Regions from separate parts of the Homo sapiens genome. Here region 2 is linked to region 1. A link is an interaction called in ENCODE POLR2A ChIA-PET data of the cell type or tissue named here. Cell type or tissue: HepG2. All regions are shown on one strand. Links, peaks and the distances in the headings refer to the core of each region. The heading gives the core; the rest is flanking DNA. Region 1 overlaps WNK2 (WNK lysine deficient protein kinase 2). Region 2 overlaps WNK2 (WNK lysine deficient protein kinase 2).

Region 1 (2,898 bases), core at 260-2,759:
CCTCTGGCTCCCAACAAGCACAATGTATCTTTATTGTACAAGCAAAAAGTCACGTGCCCCAAACCAGCATATCCAATCCAATTGTTGAAAAAGCTTAATTTTCCTGTTAAAAAGACAAAAGCCTAAAAATCTCACAGCTTTTGGTTCACTGGCCGATCGTCCTGAGGGTTAAAAACAAACTGCGTGCTTTGGGATGGCCCCAAGCAGGCAGAGCCTTCCCTGGAGATGGAGTTCCTGGGCACTAACTGTGTTCCAGGGGATCTGAGCAAGGCTGGGACTGGGTTTTGGCTTAGTAGCAATTGGAGGAACTGCGTCATTGACTTCATCCCTGCGGTCATGGGAGGTCACAGGAAAATACAGCAAGTAAAGTGCTCCCACTGGCTGGAGGAGGAGGAGGAGCCGGCCAAGCAGGATGCATGCTCCAAAGAAGAGCTGCCCAGGTGGCCGTCACTCTCCTATTTGGGGTTGGAGACAGCAGTGGGTGAGGAGCAATGACAAAGGGGACCAGACCTGCCCTTCCAGTGGGGAGGGGCTGGGGAGGCCCGAACTGGAGCACGTTCTCTCAGCATTTCCACATGCAGGGCACAGGGCGGTGGGTGTGCAGGGTACTGGGTGCTGGGATTTGGCCCTGGTACAGAAACCACGCCCTCCAGTGACCTTTAGAACCGTATAGGCTCGCTATGTGCATGTCTTCACAGTCCAGACACGCGTGACACACACTGTGCATCTGGAGGAGGTTGGGGTTGTCTTTTTGTTGTCGCTGGAACTGGGGACAGCGGACATGTATATTTGCCACAATTGCAACAGAAAAAAAAACTACATCCAACATAAAAAAAAAAATTAAATAAATGAGGTGACGAAAAGAATGCAAAGGGCTCCAGTCCTTCTGGGCAGAGGTGCCCGGGGCGGAAGGCAGGCCAGCCGCTGCACATGCTTTCCGTGCCCAGGCACCAGCCATGAGCATGCACACACGCTGTGTGGGGCTTGGGGGTAGGCGCTGGCGGCCGCCGCTCCAGGGGACCGGCTCATGGGGTTCCACTTTGATATTAAATAGGTGACTTCGATGGGGTGGGGGAGGCATCCTATGAAATGTATGAAAGGTAATGAAGACAGGGAGGGGGTGGGGGGAGAAAACCAAGGGCCAGGAGGTGATAAAATACAAAAGAACAAATACAGACAGATGGACACAGATACGGGTCCACTGAGGAATCGAGCACGAGGTTTGCTACTAGACTTATAGGTCACTCTCTCAGACGTTGGGTGGTAAACCGTCCAGCCTGCAAATGAATATAAAGGGAAGAAAACAAAGAGACACTCATCAAGTACAGGTTGCTGCGATTCCTCCTCCACACCAACAGCCACACCAGCCTCGTCACTTAACATCCACGGCTCCATCTAGCCCAGCCCGGAGCACCAAAGCCACTGACCATGTAATGGGAAGGAGGCAGCGGGAGAGCAGAAGAGAAGCAGCCCGGAGAGGGGCGGGCAGGGTGGGGTGGGCGGGGCGGGGCGGCTTCATGGTCACCATGATTTCTCTGGACAGAGATGGTGAGGACAGGAGAGCACCTTATTGAGCAGCTGCTGCTGTCCACGCAGCGTTGACGAGAGAATTTCCTCCTCAAGGCCAAACTCCCAGCTCGAAAGCTGTGCCCTCGTCCCCCCAGCCGTCCCTCTGGACTTTGGAAGGACCCGGTGTTTAGCACCATCTGGCTCCGCTGTGGGGGTGGGGGTGGGGCAGCCAGTGCCTGGGAACTGGCGCCGGAGCACACAGCCGGATGCCAGGTCCCCTGCCCTCCCCAGTCCTAGCCACTTCCCCAAGGTCCACTCTAGCAAAGCATCACCTCCCCCTGAGCTGCTTACAAGCAAGACTTGGTGGTGGATGGGACAATTCCATTCCTTTCATCCAAAGACTACACCTTTTTTTTTTTATCCTTTTTAAAAGAAGCCTCTCAACAGCCTTTGCCACAGCTTGCAACCCCTCTACACAACACGGGCGTGCTCCTGGGGACACCACTGAGGCCCTACGTGGCTAGCACATGCTCGGAGACAGGCAAGCTGGAAATCACCTTGGCCACGCGCTCCGCCTCCATCACTGGCTAAGCCGGAGCAGATGTCCGAAGACAGGGAGGCCCGGACGGAGCAGGGCTGCTGGGTCTGCACTGCCTTCCCGCTCAGGCCCGTGCTGTCTGCAGTGAGCCCCACACTGGCTTGGGCAGGGTCCTTAGCGGGAGGGCCTCTGCTGGAGTCAGCCAAGTGACCTGGGCGGGGGGAGAAGAGGCGACAGGCACGATGAGGCGCCGCCGGGTCGGGGCCGTGTGGATTGAGTCTGTTCTGCCTGCTTATTGCTGGGTGACCTTGGGGAAGCTCACGTCTCCTGCAGACCACAGGCACATGGCCACATCTCCCACAGAGGAGTGATGGGGAAGAGCAAAGAAAGTGCCCAGTCTCTACCAGCCCCCACTGCCGTGCTGGACTTGTGTTGAGCAAATATAGTGACAGAAGACACACCCAGGCACACAGTGGCCTGTGTACTTCTCATCTCAGTCTTCCCTTAGCTCTGGGAACTGTCTCTGAATTCGTGTAATGGGTATAATTCATGGCTGTGTGCCCTGAAGGTTGTGGGCTTATAGTGAGCTTATGGTGGCTTGCCTGGCATGCTTGGGGACTTGGGCTCACAGGGGCTCCATCCCAGACTGCCAGGGCTCTCCACCAGCAAGCAGGCTGCAGTGCTGCTCAGGAGGCCTCAGGAAGCCCTGACATGCAGGGACGTGGGCTGGTGGCTGCCTGGGGCCAGGCCAGTGCCACTCAATGACTAGGTGTCACCTTTAACAAGACTGGGAGATCATCACCGTCCTCCCGTCCTCCCCCAGCCCCTAACGACAGCTGCTCGGCTGGCAC
Region 2 (2,898 bases), core at 96-2,595, 59 kb after region 1:
AGGAAGCACAGAGCTCATCAACCCCATTAGATCTGCTCATAGCAGAGGCTTCTGTGTCTGGGTCAGGGATGTGAGCAGAGACAAGCCAGATGAGAATGGGCCAGGTGGGGACACAGGTGGCCACTTTGCAGCATCTGCGGTGATAGTGCAGCCAGCTTGCAGGAGCCCCACAGAGAAGCCAGCCTGGGCGCCACCCCACAGTGGGAGCTGTAGCCATCCTCACTGTGCTATCACAGCCCAGGACATGGGCCACTGTGCAGGGGAAGGCAGAGCCCTGGCCCAAGGCACTGGCAGCCTGAGGAGGTGTCTCCTCCAGTCCAAGTCCCAGTCACTGAGGCCCTGCACTCAGGTCCACACCAGGAACACCCCATCCTACAGCTGTGGTGAGGTTAGGAGCAGCAGGAAGCGTGCCAAGACCCCAGCAGGACCTTAGCTCAAGTAGCCCAAAGTCCTCAGCCACACAGCCAGCCCCAGGAGCAGTCCAGTTCCACCTGCTTCCTTCCTCAGGGGTCGCGGCTGCAGGAAGTCCAGCTGAGAGACTGCTGCTCCCTGCACTGACCTCACGGCGTAACCTACACCATGTGGCCCACTGAATCCCTCATGTACCACATACCAGTGCCCCCATGGACAAGGAGCTGCCAGGAGGAGCAGAGTCTGTGACAAACACGCAGCTCACTGGCACCCCAGCATTCCTGGCTCCAAGGGCCCAAGCACCTTCCATGGTATCACCAAGCCTCAGTTTCCACACCCGAGTCAGACCTCCGCAGGAACCTTCCAGAGCAGCCGCCCCTCCCACCTCTCTGCAACCCCCTCCACTTCTTTTTACTGAGACCCAGCCCGGCCTGGAGAAGTGAAGCTTGGGAAGAATCATCAGCCTGGAACTGGTGACTGATGGACATTTTCAACAGACGTGATGTATTCAGTAAAAAGCTTATTCAAAAGAAAGAAAAAACAGCGAGCACCTCTGTGGTCAGGACACATGAGCCGAGGGCTATCATGAGCACACCGGATTTATTTCTGCTCAGGTGTTCACTGCAAATGCGCAACTTTCTTACCATGCAATACTAACTGCCTTCTTCCTAGCCTCTCGTTCCCACTGGTCTTCCCCGTTGTGACTTTGTTTTCACCTGTTCCGGTGCAGACATTCCTGTCCTTCGTATCAAGTTGTCTGACTTAATGTCAACGTTTGTTCATGTTTTGTAACCAACAACAAAGACGTCTCTGTCTGTCTCTAGGCCCTGCACTAGGGTTCTCAGGCAGCAGTGTTGGCCCTGGGGCCCTCCCAGGCCAGGTTCCCACCACTGTCCCTCTCTGGCGTCCACTGCCCAATGCCCAGCAAACATGCCCTATCCCTGCAGGGGTGTGACCAAAGTCTGCTTGTCCAAGAACTTCTAACAGCCCCCGGCCCAGGGCAGCAGTGCCCCACAGAACATTCCAGGCCAGAAACGTCCTGCATTGTTCAAGACAAGAACCACTAACCACACTTGGCACAGAGCACTTGAAATGTGGCCAGTAGGACTGAGAAAGTGGATTTTAAATTTTAATTAATTTATATTTTAATAGCACATGTGGGCAGTGGCGATTTTACTGGATGGCACAGACCTGAGAATCAAGTCAGAATAATCTAGATCTGTCCCACCTGCTGCACCTGTCCCCACATCCCACACAATTCCCATTCCACCGCTGACCCCCTGGCATCGTCAGCGTGGCCTCTCCTCCTACCACTGCACCTGGACCACTCCCACTCCTTTCTGCCTGTGCCTGTGGCCCTGTCTCTTCTGCCTCTCATTCCAGTCGGCTCAGCGCCCCCTCCAATGAGGCCTCGATGACACCCCAGCACAAAGCGGCACTTCTGCTGCCAGCCCCAACCCACTCCTCATCCACAGAGCTGAAGATGATGAGAGGAGCAGGAGGAAGAGAAGAGGCGGAAAGGTACCCCCAACCCGCCTTTCTAGGTGGAAAAGTCCCAAGTCCCAGAAACCCAATGTAACAGTGCTCCCAAACAAAAGGAAAGGCGAAGATCCCAAACCCAAAGCCACCACACTGACACAAAGTCAGCAAGAGTCCGGCAAAGCAAGCGAGGCCTTTCTGACAAGTCAGAGGTCCTGGGTTGCTCTCTGCACACCCACCCTGAATTCCCGCACTGCACTGGCTCGGAGCTGCTAATCCCCTGGGTGCTGTGTTTTTGAGGGGACTCCCACTTAGGCCACCCCTGTGCAGACCCTAGGCAGACGTGGCCAGGCTGTGAGACCTCAGCTGCCCACACCTGCCTGGATGGCACCGCCACACCCACTGGCCTTGCAGTCCCCTCCGGAGCAAGCCCCCTCAGCCCACTTTTGTTCTCATCCTTGGAAACCACGAGCTGCCAACACCTGCACCCACCTCACCCCATCTGAGTCCTGCTTACCATCTCTTGGGCCACCTCATCCGGCGTCTCCTTCTCCAGGTCGAAGGTGAACTCTATGGCTCCATTGTCCTTGGGCTTTCCCTTCAGTTTCTTGGGGTCTTCCACCCAGAGCCTCAGGGCGATGGTGGACTTCCTGCCGTGGTCCTCCTCCGCGAGCTCCACCCTCACGCCTGTGTCCTCTGCGAAGAAGGCGTGGCTCAGCAGGTCTTTGATCTCGTACCTGGAGGGAGAGCAGCTGACAGGCAGGGGCACGGGCGCCAGGGCCTCCATGCCCAGGCTCCTGTGTCCATGCGCACCAGGACAAGGACAGGCACACCTGCAGGAGCCTGAGGCCAGGCCTCATGTCTCAGCACTCCCAGGGGTAAAGAAAAGATTTCAGTGAATCCAGTCTTACTATTAACACATAGTGTTTTAAGACTTCCTTTATTCCCCCTCATTATAAAAAAAAAAAACATGCTCATAAAAGATTCAATGATACAAAAGAGGATTTG

Evidence for each region. ChIA-PET counts read pairs that join two places held together with the same protein. Peaks named below come from ENCODE experiments on the same cell type or tissue, not always from the same donor. Only the 100,000 strongest peaks of a DNase experiment are listed, where the experiment ranks them.
Region 2: POLR2A ChIA-PET joins it to region 1 with 10 read pairs; 3 of 35 experiments call an interaction of 5 or more read pairs at or near these places.

The regions. Positions count from the first base shown.
Region 1 is chr9:93,298,430-93,301,327 of GRCh38, reverse strand. It overlaps WNK2 (WNK lysine deficient protein kinase 2), which reads right to left. Exons shown (of 30, transcript NM_006648.4): 25 at 2,067-2,258; 26 at 1,179-1,277. Among named protein-coding and RNA genes, the nearest start is that of WNK2, 120 kb to the right of the region's middle. RefSeq lists enhancers at 1-127, 2,076-2,576. In HepG2, for the core only: no CTCF peak of the experiment used is centred there; DNase peaks (open chromatin) are centred at 1,687 and 2,337.
Region 2 is chr9:93,239,486-93,242,383 of GRCh38, reverse strand. It overlaps WNK2 (WNK lysine deficient protein kinase 2), which reads right to left. Exons shown (of 30, transcript NM_006648.4): 7 at 2,408-2,627. Among named protein-coding and RNA genes, the nearest start is that of WNK2, 57 kb to the right of the region's middle. In HepG2, for the core only: no CTCF peak of the experiment used is centred there; a DNase peak (open chromatin) is centred at 1,233.